Linked DNA regions of Homo sapiens: all the other regions are linked to region 1. The links are chromatin contacts, found by Hi-C or POLR2A ChIA-PET in ENCODE. All regions are on one chromosome and are shown on one strand. The core of a region is the stretch at or near the end of the contact, and the rest is flanking DNA. Distances in the headings are between cores, read along the strand shown.

Region 1 (3,274 bases), core at 317-2,816:
TGAAAAAATTATCTCATACTTCATAGATGGTAATTTTACTATAACCCTAAGTATATAAAGCTGAACTTTTTGTAAGGTATAAAAAAACAGAGTGTTCGGTGTATGATTTCTGAAATTAGATTTTCAGAAATTAGATTTACTTTCTCCAAAAAAAAAAAAAAAAAAGTCAGTGTGCACAACAGACAACTAAGAACTTCATAAATAGGAAAAGCCCAAAACGTAAGGAGAACATATTAGGTGAGAAAATAATTTTTTTTTTTTTTGAGACGGAGTCTCACTCTGTCGCCCACGCTGGAGTGCAGTGGTGCGACCTCCACTCACTGCAGCCTCCGCCTCCCAGGTTCAAGCAATTCTTCTGCCTCAGACTCCCGAGTAGCTGGGGTTACAGGCGCCCGCCACCACGCCCAGGTAATTTTTGTATTTTTAGTAGAGATGGGGTTTTACCAGGTTGGCCAGGCTGGTCTCGAACTCCTGACCTCAGGTGATCCGCCCGCCTCGGCCTCCCAAAGTGCTGGGATTACAGGCGTGAGCCACCGCGCCCGTCCGAAAATAATTTCTTAATATCAATGCAAGTGCAAAGTTAATTTTCCTAGCTAACACCTTTCACACCCACCCCCAATAATGACACTTCATCAATTCTTTAAAAGGGAAGCTCCTTAGCTGAAAACCTGCATTCCGCCTTTCACCTTTCCTGTTTAAGTGCATGCCTTTTGTTCAAGATTATATCCAGCCAACCAGGAATACAGGAAGTTTTAATAACGCCACAAGTCATGACGTTGCAATTTGAACAAGTCAGTTCGGGACACTTGGAACTGTTAAAACTGCCTGCAAGGCACCTTCTGACCTCTATGCTTTCGGGTTTGGAAACCACACAACCTGGGGCCACTTAAGAAGCCCTTTTCTTTCTGGGCCCTAACTATACTCTTCAATATCTGAGGCCCAGTCTCCTTCAGTTTCTGCTAGATAGATGACAGGTCTACTGCTTAGAACCTGTGGGGAATGTAAAAGGGATATAAGACATAAAGCAAGGAGCCCAGACGCCGGCTTTCTGCAGCCAGATCGTAGTTACATCTGACTTGGTCTGATTAAGCTATCTGACTTTTGCAGAGAACATTCACAGGAAAGACACATTCACAGGGAAGACACATTCCCTTTCCCAGGAATGTGCCGCCGCCCGATTTTTAAGTTAGAAGACTCTAAGGGAAGTCCGGACCGCTGCCTACTTTCCGAGTGGGGCTCACAAGCGGAATAGAGTCGGGGGCACACGCAGAGTGGAGCTGGCTCTGCCACCTAATTTTTAGAGGTGGAGGAAGATATTAGAAACAAGGCCAGGGCCGCCACCTGCTTTCTAAGGAGGAACTCGGGGCACAGGTTCATTCCCAGGGCCCCCACCTGCCTCCCGCCAAGGCGCTTGAGGCGAAGCACCACCCAAGGTACTCGGGTGGGGGGCGGCGCCCCAGCCAGCCAAACCTGAGCGCTTGGTCCGAGCTCTTCGCTCCAAGACCTTCCAGCTCACTTCTGCCGTGAGTCCCGCCGCCCCCGCCATCGCGCTCCGGTCGCCGCCTTGGCCACCGCCCCCGGGGCCGCCTGTCAGCAATGCCGGGCCACGCCCCCCGCACGACACTGTCGGGAGGCGCGCCTGCCGGAAGTGAGCGTGAGGGCGGCTTTCACCCTAGCTCCACTGCTTTTTTAGCGTCGGAAGGGCAGCCCTAGTGGGAGAGAGAAAAAGGAGCCGGCAGCGGCTCTTACGCGTCCCGGGGCTGCGCGCCACTCTCTCGGCCGGTAACGCGGTGCTTTGCGGCTGTCGTCAAGCGCGGCGTTGGGCCGGCGGGCGGGGGCTGAGGGGCTGCCATGGCGGCGGCGGGCCGGCTCCCGAGCTCCTGGGCCCTCTTCTCGCCGCTCCTCGCAGGGCTTGCACTACTGGGAGTCGGGCCGGTCCCAGCGCGGGCGCTGCACAACGTCACGGCCGAGCTCTTTGGGGCCGAGGCCTGGGGCACCCTTGCGGCTTTCGGGGACCTCAACTCCGACAAGCAGACGGATCTCTTCGTGCTGCGGGAAAGTCAGTGCTTGCCGGGCCCTCCCTCTGTTCGCTGTCCGTGTGCCTCTCCCGGTGTTCCCCAAACCCATTGCCCAATGGCCGGTCCTTCTGCATTTCCTGGTCCTTCTCTCCCAGCCCTGTGGCCTTCCCTTTAGCATTCTTAACAGCTTGTCCTTTTGCACCACCCTTTCCAACCCCAGGTTCTGACCCAGCTACCCTACAGTTTGACCTACCCTCAAAAGCCCTGACAGCACCTCAGTTTTGTTCCTAAGAAGTCTGCGGCCCTCACCCAGTCACCTTACCCCCTCCTCCCCATGGAATCACCTGTTTTCCAAAGTGCTTCCTGATTCCTAGGAATCTTTGTAGCTTGCCTCAACGTTCGCTCCCAAGGCCCACTCATTCCTTTCTATTTTGCTTCAGTCTTCCTTCCCCGTTGATGAACATGAAAAGGTGCAACCTGACAATCTCTTCTCATAGGGGGCTTCTTCTTGCCTCCCCACCTACCTAATTCGCCCACCCCTTTCTTTGTCAAGGCCACAACTTTCTATGAAGCGAATGTACCCTTCCAAGGGCCTAAACACTAAACAGCTCACACAAGCATTTTGCAGGGACCACTGATAAACCCAATGCCTCCTTGGGAAAGCAGTCTCAAACTACAGAAATTTCTCTCTTGAGCTGCCTGTTCTTTCGTGTACTCCTTCCTCATCTTGGTCATCACCTTAGTGTTCCAAATGTCTACTTTCTTTGCTAACTTGTTCTTGGAAATTCTTTGCTTTGACAATCGTTAAACTAACTTTTTTGTAAATCTTGATGCTGACAGTGGGCATTAGGGGGTCTTAGGGTTCTTGAGTACCTACAGAAGCAGGTGCTGCTTAAAGATCAATGCTGTGAAGGAAGGAAGGAAGAGCTACTCAGAGCTTGCCTGACAGGATCCTGAACCAGACTTCTTGGAGCCCTTGCGGGGATGCAGGAACCTCTTACAAACCCTGAATATTTTCCCAATCTTTTTGACTCCTCATTTTGCAGTGTACTGCCAAACCTGTTGCTGCTGTGTCCAAACTGGATACAGAGAGTAGCCTTGACTTTAAAGATGGCCTGTGTTTGATTAAACAATTCCAAAAGTCTGTCTCAATGAGTGCTAATTGAGCTCCAAGAATGTGTCACCCTCTGGAGGATGGCCCCATAGGAGGAGGGTCTTGGAGGATTCAGCATTTTGTGCTCACATGCTTAATTATG
Region 2 (3,274 bases), core at 350-2,849, 840 kb after region 1:
ATACCAAATCTATTTTTTAAAACATGGAAAAGTTGCCTTTATGGAAACTTGGCAGAGCCAGAGTGTACACATTCCTAAACCATTAAACAGATTTCTATAACAAAAAAAAAAAAAAAATTTTGTAGAGATGGGGTTTCACCATGTTGCCTAGGCTGGTCTCAAACTCTTGGACTCAAGTGATCCGCCTGCCTCGGTCTCCTAAAGTGGTGGGATTACAGGCATGAGCCACTATGCCTAGCCTGGTTTGAGTAATATCTTGATGGTTGATGAAATATTTGATAATTGGATGAGAAGAGAACTGTGTTGTCTCCAGTGATGCTGCAAATGGGTGAGGAGAAATGCTGCCATTTGTGAGGTTTGTGGGCGGCAAGGTTGAAGAAGAGAATAATGAAAAAGCTAGCGTCATCCTCAAGGCCTGTTGATAGTCTTGATTATTGTTTTCTGTGTTTTTACCTCATGGTGCTCAATATGTATTTGTTCAGTGAGCAAATAAATGTAAGGTCAGATTCTGCAAACAAAAGTCAAAGAAATCTTACTTCCTGGAAAAGTTAGCCCAATTAAGTGCAGCTTTCCAGTCACCCCTCCTGGCTCCATTTTATTTCAGCTGTAAGGGATCCGAGAGACTTTAGCCCAAGGTGTTTCTTCAAAGCAATAAGTGGAAATGTTTCCCCACATTAAGACTGCACAGACGAACTGTCATGACCAGGCTCTTGGTCCCCTGTGGACGCATCCCACTTGGTGTCCTGGTTACCTGGGCTATCTTGGGCTGACCTCATCATTCTAGTAGTGATGGCCTGGCAGAGACATTAAAAGGCTTCTTCATGGAGTCTGGCTGGTTTCACATCCTGGCTTTGCTGGGTTAGATTGGAGAAGTGACTTAACTTCTTAGTGACTCCATTTGCTCATTTGTAAAATGGGTATAGTAATAGCTCCCGTCTCATAGGATCATTGTGAAGATTAAACAGAACAATCCAGGTAACGCATGCAGGAGGGTATCTTGCACACAATATGCAGTAAATGTTAGCCATTATGATGGAGATTATAGTTGTCTTTGATTAATGCAAATTAACAAATTTACTTACTAAATTTAATTTGACATTCTTTGAAAATATGCTCTCTCTCTCTCTCTCTCTCTCTGTGTGTGTGTGTGTGTGTGTGTGTGTATTGAAAGACAGAGAGAGACTGGTGTTTGGTGGTGAAAGTTTTGGGCCCACGTAGGCCAGCATCCTTTTCAGTTGAAGTTGTGCTTGTGGGAGGTGAAATGACTTGCCCAAGGCAATACCACTAGGAATAGCCCAGGTAAGTTTAAATACTATGTTTTTTGACTCTCAACCCAGTGACTTTTCCACTATATCTCATTTCCAGGCATTGCTGGTTCGTTTTTTTCGAAAATCATTCCAAATTATATTCCAATTCGACTTTCTTCAAGTTCATCCCAGAAAAGCAAAGGCCGGGCACTTGAACAAGAACAGCTGTCAGCCTGGGGCGAGGGGGCAGTGTTGGTGGGGGCTGGAGCGGGGCCGGACTCTAATTGGTCCACGGCCTCGGCCCGACTATCAAATCAGCAGAGCCTGCGTCATCACGTCGTTGCCTGGGCTGCCGTCCGCGGAAATTTGAAATGGCTGACGGGTCGCTGACGGGCGGCGGTCTGGAGGCAGCGGCCATGGCGCCGGAGCGCATGGGCTGGGCGGTGGAGCAGGAGCTGGCGTCTCTGGAGAAAGGTGAGCTCTCCATGCCGGGGCCGAGGAGCCGCCTCTGAGCGGAGGCCTGGGGCGTCGGGACCCTAGGAGGGCGCCTGGGTCGCGGGCCTTCCGGACCCGTCTGTCCAGGGTGGCGGGAACGGCGGTGCGCGGCCGGGACCCAGTGACGGGACCTCAAAGTCGGGCGGTACCCAGGGGTGGGGGACTCCCTCTCTTCCCTATCCGCATCTCCCACTCTCCCTGCACTCTCTGGCCTCCGCCCGCCCCGAGGTTGGAGGGAGCTGGATTGGGCCAGGAATTCCCTATCTGGATGGGTTTTGCGGGAACTGTGCATTTACTGTTGCTCAAGGGGCCATTTTTTCATCTGCATCTCAAAGGAGATCACGAACCACACTTCCCTTTTCCGAAGAAGAGAAAAGCTTGAACCCTTGGCTTAGATGGCTGTCCTGTGCACGGAGGGTAGTGACGTGTCCAAAGTGAGGAGCGCCAACTTGGGCCGGAGTCCAGAAATAGAACCGGGGTCTTCTAGTTCTCTGCCCTTTCTTCCTCCTCATAGAGTTTCATTACTATTTTTTTTTTCTGATATTTTAAGCTGGTTCATGTTTTTACGTTAACACTTTCGGTTGTATTGTGTAGCAGAGAGTCCCAACAAAGTGAGAAAACATAAGTGTGACAATTCCACTATTAACCCACCTATCCAACTGGCAAAAGTCACTTGGCTTCAGTTTTCCCATCTGGAAGACTATGCCAATGGTTGTACTTGTGGTGAAGTTGAAGTGAAATAAAGTTTTTAAAGTGGCTGCAAAAATAAATACTGCATGGCATCGCTTATATTGGGAATCTAAAAAAGAGGAAGTTTCAGAAAGAGAGTAGAGTGGTAGTTGCCAGTGGGTTGGGGGAATGGGGAGATGCTGGGCAAAGGGTCCAAAGTTTCAGTTATGCAGTGTGAATAGTTCTGGGGATCTGATGTACATACAGCATGGTGACTATAGTTAATAATACTGTATTATTATTACAGTATTAATAGGCAATGACGTGATGGTGCAATGCGACACAAATTTTGTACTTGAAATTTGCTAACAGAGTAGATCATAAGTGTTCACACCACACACACACAAAAGGTAACTATGCGAGGTGATGGAAATATTAATTCACTTTACTGTGGTAATCATTTCATAATGTATAGGTATATCAAAACATCATGTTACACACTTTATTTTTTATTTTATTTTATTTTTTTTGAGGCAGAGTCTCACTCTGTTGCCCAGGCTGGAGTGCAGTGGCACACAATGTCAGCTCACTGCAACCTCTGCCTCCCGGGTTCAAATGATTCTCCTGCCTCAGCCTCCCAAGTAGCTGGGATTATAGGCGCCCGCCACCACACCCAGCTAATTTTTGTATTTTTAGTAGAGACGGGGTTTCACCCTGTTGGCCAGGCTGGTGTCGAGCTCCTAACCTCAGGTGATCCGCCCATCTCGGCCTCCCAAAGTGCTGAGATTACAGGTGTGAGCCACCGTGCCTGGCCATCAGGTTATACACTTTAAATGTATATAACTTCTATATGTTAATTATAC
Region 3 (3,274 bases), core at 502-3,001, 670 kb after region 1:
GCCCAGGATTGGTGGTATGAGAATGTAACTGTAGAAATGGTTCTTGTGCCTGTGAAGTGCTTCCTACTGGATCTCCTCGAAATGTATTGTTGGGACACAGCAACATGGCCTCATGAATATTGACATCGTGACTTACAGCCTGGGTAAAGTCTCCATTATAATGTGCTGAAGAAATTCATGCCATCATTGATACTGCCTGGAAAAGGAGGAATATCTCCCGATGAGATCCCTCCAGTGAATTTTCAGGCTATGATGAAAACAACAATCTTCCAGAGAGAAAGAAGTATCTGTCCCATTCAGATGTCTCATTTCTAGGTTCAGTGGTCTTTTCTGCCTCCCGGTCAGGTTTATCTGCTGTTTGTTTTCATCTTCATTGTTCTGCTTTGTAATGAGTTCTTCTGGGTTGACACATTTTCCTCGTGCTGGGAACTGGGAGCCCCAGCTTCATGCTCTTTTCTTAGTGCCTCATTTTTCTCGTTCTTCCCCGCCGGCCCAGGGGCTACTCCGAGCTGCTTGGGGATCCCCGCCGCCCCCACTGTGCAGCCTGGCTGGCGCCGACTCCTCTGGCCAACGTGGCGGTGGCGCCGAGCAGCCCGTGAGCCACGTCTGCATCCTCAGCTGCCACGCTGTGCACCAGCCACGAATCCACTTGGCTGCGGGGGATGCAGGGGACCCCCGAGCGCGCGCACCTCCCGGAGCGGCTGGCCCTTGGTGTGCACCTGGCCCGCTCACCCTCCCGAGGCGGGGAAGGGGCTGAGCGCGGAGGCGGAGCTGGCCGGGCCTTTCGGGAGTAGCAGCTCATCGCGGTAGCAGGGTGGGCGGAGCTGGCAGGGTGGGCGGAGCTGGCAGGGTGGGCGGAGCTGGCAGGGTGGGCGGAGCTGGCAGGGTGGGCGGAGCTGGGTGGGCGGTGGCAGGCAGAGGGTGAGGTCCATTTTCTTATTTCCTTTTTAGTCCAGTGGCTGTTTAGGAGTATGTTATTTAGTTTTCACTATTTGTGAATGTTCCTTTTTTGTGTGTGTGCTGTTACGGATTTCTAATTTCACTCCATGTAGTTGGAAAACATACTTGATATGATTTTGACCTTAAATTTGTTAAGACTTCTGTTGTGGCCTAACGTGATCAATATATCTGGGAGAATGTTTTGTGTGTGCTTAAGAATGTGTAGGCCAGGCTTGGTGGCTCACACCTGTAGTCCCAGCACTGTGAGGCTGAAGGGACAGGATCGCTTGAGGCCAGTTCAAGATTACACTGAGCTCTGATCACACCACTGCAGTCTAGCCTGGGTGGCAGATTGAAATCCTGTATCTTAAAAAAGAAGAATAAGAATAAGAATGAGGAGGAAGAGGAGGAGGAGGGGGAGGGGGAGGAGGAGGGGGAGGAGGAGGAGGAGGAAGAAAAGCAGAATGTGTATTCTGTTGAGTGAAAAGTTCTATTTATGTCTGTTAAGTCCATTTGTTATAGTGTTCAAGTTCACTCCTTACCGATTTTCTGTCTGGACGTTCTGTCTGTTACTGAAAGTGGAGTGTTGAAGTCTCCTACTACTATTGCTGTCAATTTGTACTTTTAGATCTGTCAATATTTGCTTTGTTAGGTGCTTTTAAGTTTGGTGTATATATATTTCTAATTGTTATATCTTGTTGACCCATTTTTTGTTAAATGACCTTCTTTGTGTCTAGTGACAGTTTTTGACTTAAAGTCTGCCTTCTTGGATATGAGTTATAGCAACTTCTGCCTTTTTTGGGTTAACATTTGCATGCAATATCTTTTTTCTTCCCTTCACTTTCAGCCTTTGTGTGTCCTTGAGTCTAAACGAGTTTCTTGTAGACAACATATAAATTTTAAATCTGTTCAGGTACTCTACATCTTTCTTTTGTGGAGTTTATTCCATTTACATTTTTTTGTTTTAAAAAATATTTTTATTTGACAAATTATAATTGTATACATGAATGGGGCACAATGTAATGGTTTGATGTATTATATAATGTGGAATAATTAAGCTAATTAACATACCTATCACCTCATTTTTTTTGTTGTAAGACCTTTAAAATTTATTCTTAGCTATTTTGAAATACATAATGCATTATCATTGACTATAGTTGCCCTACTGTGTGTTAGATCTTATATATTTTTCATCCTAATGGAAACTTTGTACTCTTAGATCATTTATTTGACACTCTGATTCCTTGTTCTCTCCTTCTTCTAACCCCCAGCCTCTGGTAACCACCTTTCTACTCTAGTACTATGAGTTTGACATTTTTTAGATTCCACATATAAGTAAGATCGTGTGGCATTTGTCTTTCTGTGCCTGCCTTATTTTACTTAGCCTGATGTCCTCCAGGTTCATCCACAGTATCACAAATGACAGGATTTTCTTCTTTTTAAAGGCTGAATGATATTCTATTGTTGTATATACCATATTTTCTTTATCCATTCATCTGTTGATGAATATTTAGGTTGAATTCATATCTAGCTATTGCAAATAATGTTGCAATAAACATGGGAGTGCAGATACCTCTTCAGCATGATTTTAATGCATTTATTCCATTCAAATTTAAAGTAATTTTTGGTAAGGAAGGATTTATTCTTGCCATTTTGTTGTTTTATTTGTCTTGTGGTTATTTTATTTCCTTTTTTTTTCTTGCTGTCATTTTGTTTCTTTTTTTTTTTTTTTTTTTTTTTTTGCATTGCTAGGTTTTGATTCCCTTTTTCTTTGTGGTTATCACGGGGCTTACACAGAATATAGTTCTCACAGTCTACTTTAAGCTGATAACTTCCCTCTCATGCAAGAATGCTTTTCTCTCTTCTCTTCCCACATTATGCTATTGATGTCACAATTGTCTACTATTTATATTATGTATCCATTAACATATTTTAGTATTAGTTGTTTTTAATACTTTAACCTTTTTTTTTTTTTTTTTCTGGGATAGAGTTTTCCTTGTTGCCCAGGCTGGAGTGCAATGTCGCAATTTTGGCTCACTGCAACCTCCGCCTCCCGGTTCAGGAGATTCTCCTGCCTCAGCCTCCCAAGTAGCTGGGACTAGAAGTGCCCGCCACCACGCGTGGCTAATTTTTTTGTAATTTTAGTAAAGACGGGGTTTTGCTGTGTTGACTTAAGGTGATCCGCCTGCCTCAGCTTCCCAAAGTGCTGGGATTACAGGTGTGAGCCACCAAGCCTGGCCTAATACTTCAAACTTTTTTTTTTTTTTTTTTTTTTGCTTTTTAAGAGACAGGGTCTTGCTCTGTCACCCAGGCTAGTGGCCTGATCTTGGCTCAC
Region 4 (3,274 bases), core at 424-2,923, 630 kb after region 1:
TTTAATTTTTTGTGGAGACGGGTTTCACCATTTTGCCCAGGATTTTTAGCCCAATTTTAACATCAACGTGTGTACACTGTTTTTTAGACATAATGCTATTGTACTTTTAATATATTACAGTATAGTGGAAACATGTTTATTATATACACTGGGAAACAACAACAAAAAATTGAGTGTGGCTCTCTTTTTTGCAATGGCCTGGAACTGAACCCCCAGTCCCTCCAAGGTATGCCTGTAAATGGACCAAACAGGAAGCAATTTCGTGGGTTTCATATTAAAAGCTTTAAACATTTATATAACTGTTATTTATACAAAGTGTGCTTACAGGCATTTACTATGTAAAATTGTAACTCATAACTTTGCTTTAGTTAACAATTGTTGAATAAAAAGTTATCAGTGGAATAGCCAGTCTCTGTAATAAATGCATATTGGTAAATTTTCTCTGAGCCAAGTGTACAGTTTGTAAATTTTCTTTCTGTTATGTTTGTTCTGATTGTTTATTAAGTATAACTTTGGGTCTGTCAAATTAAATATTTAAAAGTAAGCTTACGTTTTGCATAGTTGTTTTTAAATTTCACTTTTTCTTTCTTTTTCTTTTTTTTGAGACGGAGTCTCGCTCTGTCGCCCAGGCTGGAGTGCAGTGGCCACAATCTCGGCTCACTGAAGCCTCAATCTCATAGGCTCAAGCGATCCTCCCACCTCAGCCTCTCTACTAGCTAGGACTCCAGGCATGGGCCACCACGCTCAGCTAATTTTTAAAAATCTTTTACTTTTTGTAGAGATGGGGGTCTCGCTATGTTGCCCAGGGTGGTCTGGAACTCCTGGGCTCAAGAGATCCGCCCTCCTCGGCTTCCCAAAGTGCTGGGATTACAGGCGTGAGCCATTGCGCCCAGCCTCGAATAATTTAATTTTAATGTTAATTTAGTAAGTATCAGTCACGGACAGATTGGAAAAAGAAAAACATCTGATCCCTCATCTTGATAGTGAGTAGCACTGGTTTACACAGCTAGGCTGCTCCTTGAAGGCTGACACTGCATTTTATTCAAATTTTCCTGACAGTGGGACTTAGGCAATTATATATTGAATAAATAAATGAATTTTCACTCTGCTGCTGGGTCCAGTGGTCTCATAAAATGTCTATCATAATTTCTCAATGATTAGCCTTGGTAACATCTACTTAAGTTTATTAAATGCCAGGATCCACGCTACGCCCTTCACCATTCATTCCCCAGCCTTCGCTCCCACGGTCTCTGTGGGGATGGGGCGTGCCCAGCACTACGGCCCGCCCTACCTATGCATTCGTTGGTCGAACTCGACGCCCGTTACTGCCGAGTCCCGCCCAGGCCTTGCCCCCTCGTAGTCGGCCAGGCCGAGAGGAGGCGTGGCCACTGCCGCGCCGGGGCGGTCTGGCGGAGGGGGGGGAGGTCTCCCCTCGTCTCGTGATACTCTGGGCGAGCTCGCGGGCGGGCTGTGGGTCGCGAGCCGCCGTGGGAGCGCGTGTCGCGGTCCCCAGGAGCCGCCGGCCGACGCTCCGCCCCGCCCCCTTGGCGCCCAGGTCCCGCGCGAGCTCGCGCACGCGCGCGCGCGCACCCGCCAGAGGCTTGTTTGAGGCCCGCGGGGACTGGGCGGGCGGAGGCCGGGCTGCCGAAGTGTGAGGGGAGGAGCCCGAGCCGTCGCTGCTGCCGCCGCTAAGGGAGAGGAGCATGTCTGCAACTCGAGCCAAGAAAGTGAAGATGGCCACCAAATCATGCCCCGAGTGCGACCAACAGGTGGGTGCCGGGGGCCGGGCGCGCGGGCGGGCGGCAGTGGCTTGGCGGCCGTTGTCTGTGGAGGGGGGCCTCGCCGGGCTCCCGGAGGCCGAGCGGTGGGCAGATCCTGGGGCCCGCCGGCGGCGGCGGGGATCCGGGGCCGGTCGGGCTGCACCGAGGGGTTTCCCGGGAAAAGCCCGGGGCCGTGGCCCGCCAGCGTCCACCTGGCGGCGGCCAGACGGCCAAGCCCCTTCTTGCTGTGTCCCGGCCACTGGAGGAGCGCGCCTTTGGTGGGCTCACCGGGCGGCTGTCTGGAGCCCCAGACTCTCCTCGCCGGCGGCGGTGACAGCGGTGGGAGCCTGCGGGCCGCAGCCCCGGCGAGAGTGTGCCGCACGCCCGCCTCCGAGGCCAGGCCCTAGCTCCGAGAACCCCTCCTGCGGCCGGGGCGGCTTTGTTCCCGGTTCCGACGGGTGCGGGGCTTCCCCAAAACGGCCCCTCCGCGACCGGGGCGGGCGCCTGAGTGGGACAAAGGGGGCCGCGTGTAATGATTTTGAGTTTCGGCGAATTTGGAGATTTTTTCCCCTTCCTCATCTATTTATTATATTTTTGCTGTGCAATCGCGAATCCTGCCTTTACATCGTTTTTAATGGGTCATGATTGAATAAAGCCCCTGTTTAAGCCCTTCCTCCTTTTTGGGCGCTCCTAACTTCCCCACCCCTCGCAGTATCCACTGTTACAAATTTGGCCTGTCTGCTTCCAGATCTGTATCCCTGTCTGTCTGAATGTCTCTGTGTGTCTCTCTCTCTCTCTCTCTCTCTCTCTCTCTCTCTCTCTCTGTCTGTCTCTCTCTATCTCTCTATCTCTCTATCTCGTTTCTTGAATTTGAAACGATTCCTTTCTACATTGAGTTCATGGTGTAATAGTTGTAATTTAAAACATCTCATTTCAGTGATCGCTGTGTTGAAGCGTGTCTCAATTCTTTACTGGAATAATAGACATTCCTTTAAGCCTTAACATCTAATGAGTTAAAACTACTTCAGTTAAAACCATTCGTAAGGCCCTCGTTTGTTACCAACATGTAGATCTGGGTGTGTTTTTTCCTTTTCCACTGAGTGGATTTTTTCAAAATGACTACCTTTCTCTCCTCCCCTCCCCCCACCGCCTTTTTTTTTTTTTAAATCAAGAGTAATTTGAAATGGCTGGAGACTTTTTAATAAGCTGATTTTAGTGCATTTTTCAAGGAGAATTCTTGTAGGTTTTTCAAATCTTTTAACAGAAAACATGTTACATGTTTTATTAAGTATCCTTTATGGGCTGTAGTAAAAATGCTTATCAGAAAAAGGTTGTGCAAGAAATACAGTGTAGGAGCTATACCAGTATGCAGTATAAAAACAGTTTAGTCATGTTTTCCAAAGAGTTACTTTCATTCTTACTACTGAACTAAATTTGTTAAATTTTGACAAAACTGGACTTTGCAATATGACTCTTTGCGGGAGATTATTTCAGTGTTTAAATCATTTCCAATT

Evidence for each region. Hi-C counts contacts between places; a loop is a spot of excess contacts on that map. ChIA-PET counts read pairs that join two places held with the same protein, here RNA polymerase II (POLR2A). Pooled maps may share reads with other maps.
Region 2: a loop to region 1 is called in a map of naive thymus-derived CD4-positive, alpha-beta T cell, with 11 times the contacts of the local background. The contact joins the promoter of SHCBP1 here to the promoter of PHKB in region 1. A Hi-C loop is called at or near these places in 1 of 168 maps with a recorded cell type or tissue (naive thymus-derived CD4-positive, alpha-beta T cell), 1 of 37 single-sample maps with no recorded cell type and 8 of 50 pooled maps. POLR2A ChIA-PET finds 5 or more read pairs at or near these places in 1 of 52 experiments (OCI-LY7).
Region 3: a loop to region 1 is called in a map of CD8-positive, alpha-beta T cell, with 33 times the contacts of the local background. The contact joins the enhancer-like site here to the promoter of PHKB in region 1. A Hi-C loop is called at or near these places in 2 of 168 maps with a recorded cell type or tissue (CD8-positive, alpha-beta T cell and naive thymus-derived CD4-positive, alpha-beta T cell) and 7 of 50 pooled maps.
Region 4: a loop to region 1 is called in a map of CD4-positive, alpha-beta T cell, with 26 times the contacts of the local background. The contact joins the promoter of C16orf87 here to the promoter of PHKB in region 1. A Hi-C loop is called at or near these places in 6 of 168 maps with a recorded cell type or tissue (B cell, CD14-positive monocyte, CD4-positive, alpha-beta T cell and 2 more), 8 of 37 single-sample maps with no recorded cell type and 19 of 50 pooled maps. POLR2A ChIA-PET finds 5 or more read pairs at or near these places in 3 of 52 experiments (K562, activated CD4-positive, alpha-beta T cell and activated T-cell).

The regions. Positions count from the first base shown.
Region 1 is chr16:47,459,623-47,462,896 of GRCh38, reverse strand. PHKB (phosphorylase kinase regulatory subunit beta) reads right to left here and starts at 1,566. Exons shown (of 31, transcript NM_000293.3): 1 at 1,471-1,566. The coding sequence starts at 1,546. ITFG1 (integrin alpha FG-GAP repeat containing 1) reads left to right here and starts at 1,834. Exons shown (of 18, transcript NM_030790.5): 1 at 1,834-2,059. The coding sequence starts at 1,852. RefSeq lists a silencer at 1,456-1,925.
Region 2 is chr16:46,619,704-46,622,977 of GRCh38, reverse strand. It overlaps SHCBP1 (SHC binding and spindle associated 1), which reads left to right and starts at 1,599. Exons shown (of 13, transcript NM_024745.5): 1 at 1,599-1,721. The coding sequence starts at 1,619. It also overlaps the pseudogene RAB43P1. RefSeq lists enhancers at 1,281-1,867, 1,868-2,456.
Region 3 is chr16:46,787,553-46,790,826 of GRCh38, reverse strand. It overlaps the pseudogene LOC100130180. Among named protein-coding and RNA genes, the nearest start is that of MYLK3, 41 kb to the right of the region's middle. RefSeq lists enhancers at 361-440, 451-500, 2,653-2,702 and a silencer at 651-700. Within about 2 kb of position 1,751, at least 12 of the 41 ENCODE cell types and tissues checked have a DNase peak (open chromatin) inside an H3K27ac peak, as active enhancers do.
Region 4 is chr16:46,829,579-46,832,852 of GRCh38, reverse strand. C16orf87 (chromosome 16 open reading frame 87) reads left to right here and starts at 1,673. Exons shown (of 4, transcript NM_001001436.4): 1 at 1,673-1,769. The coding sequence starts at 1,704. RefSeq lists a silencer at 1,327-1,976.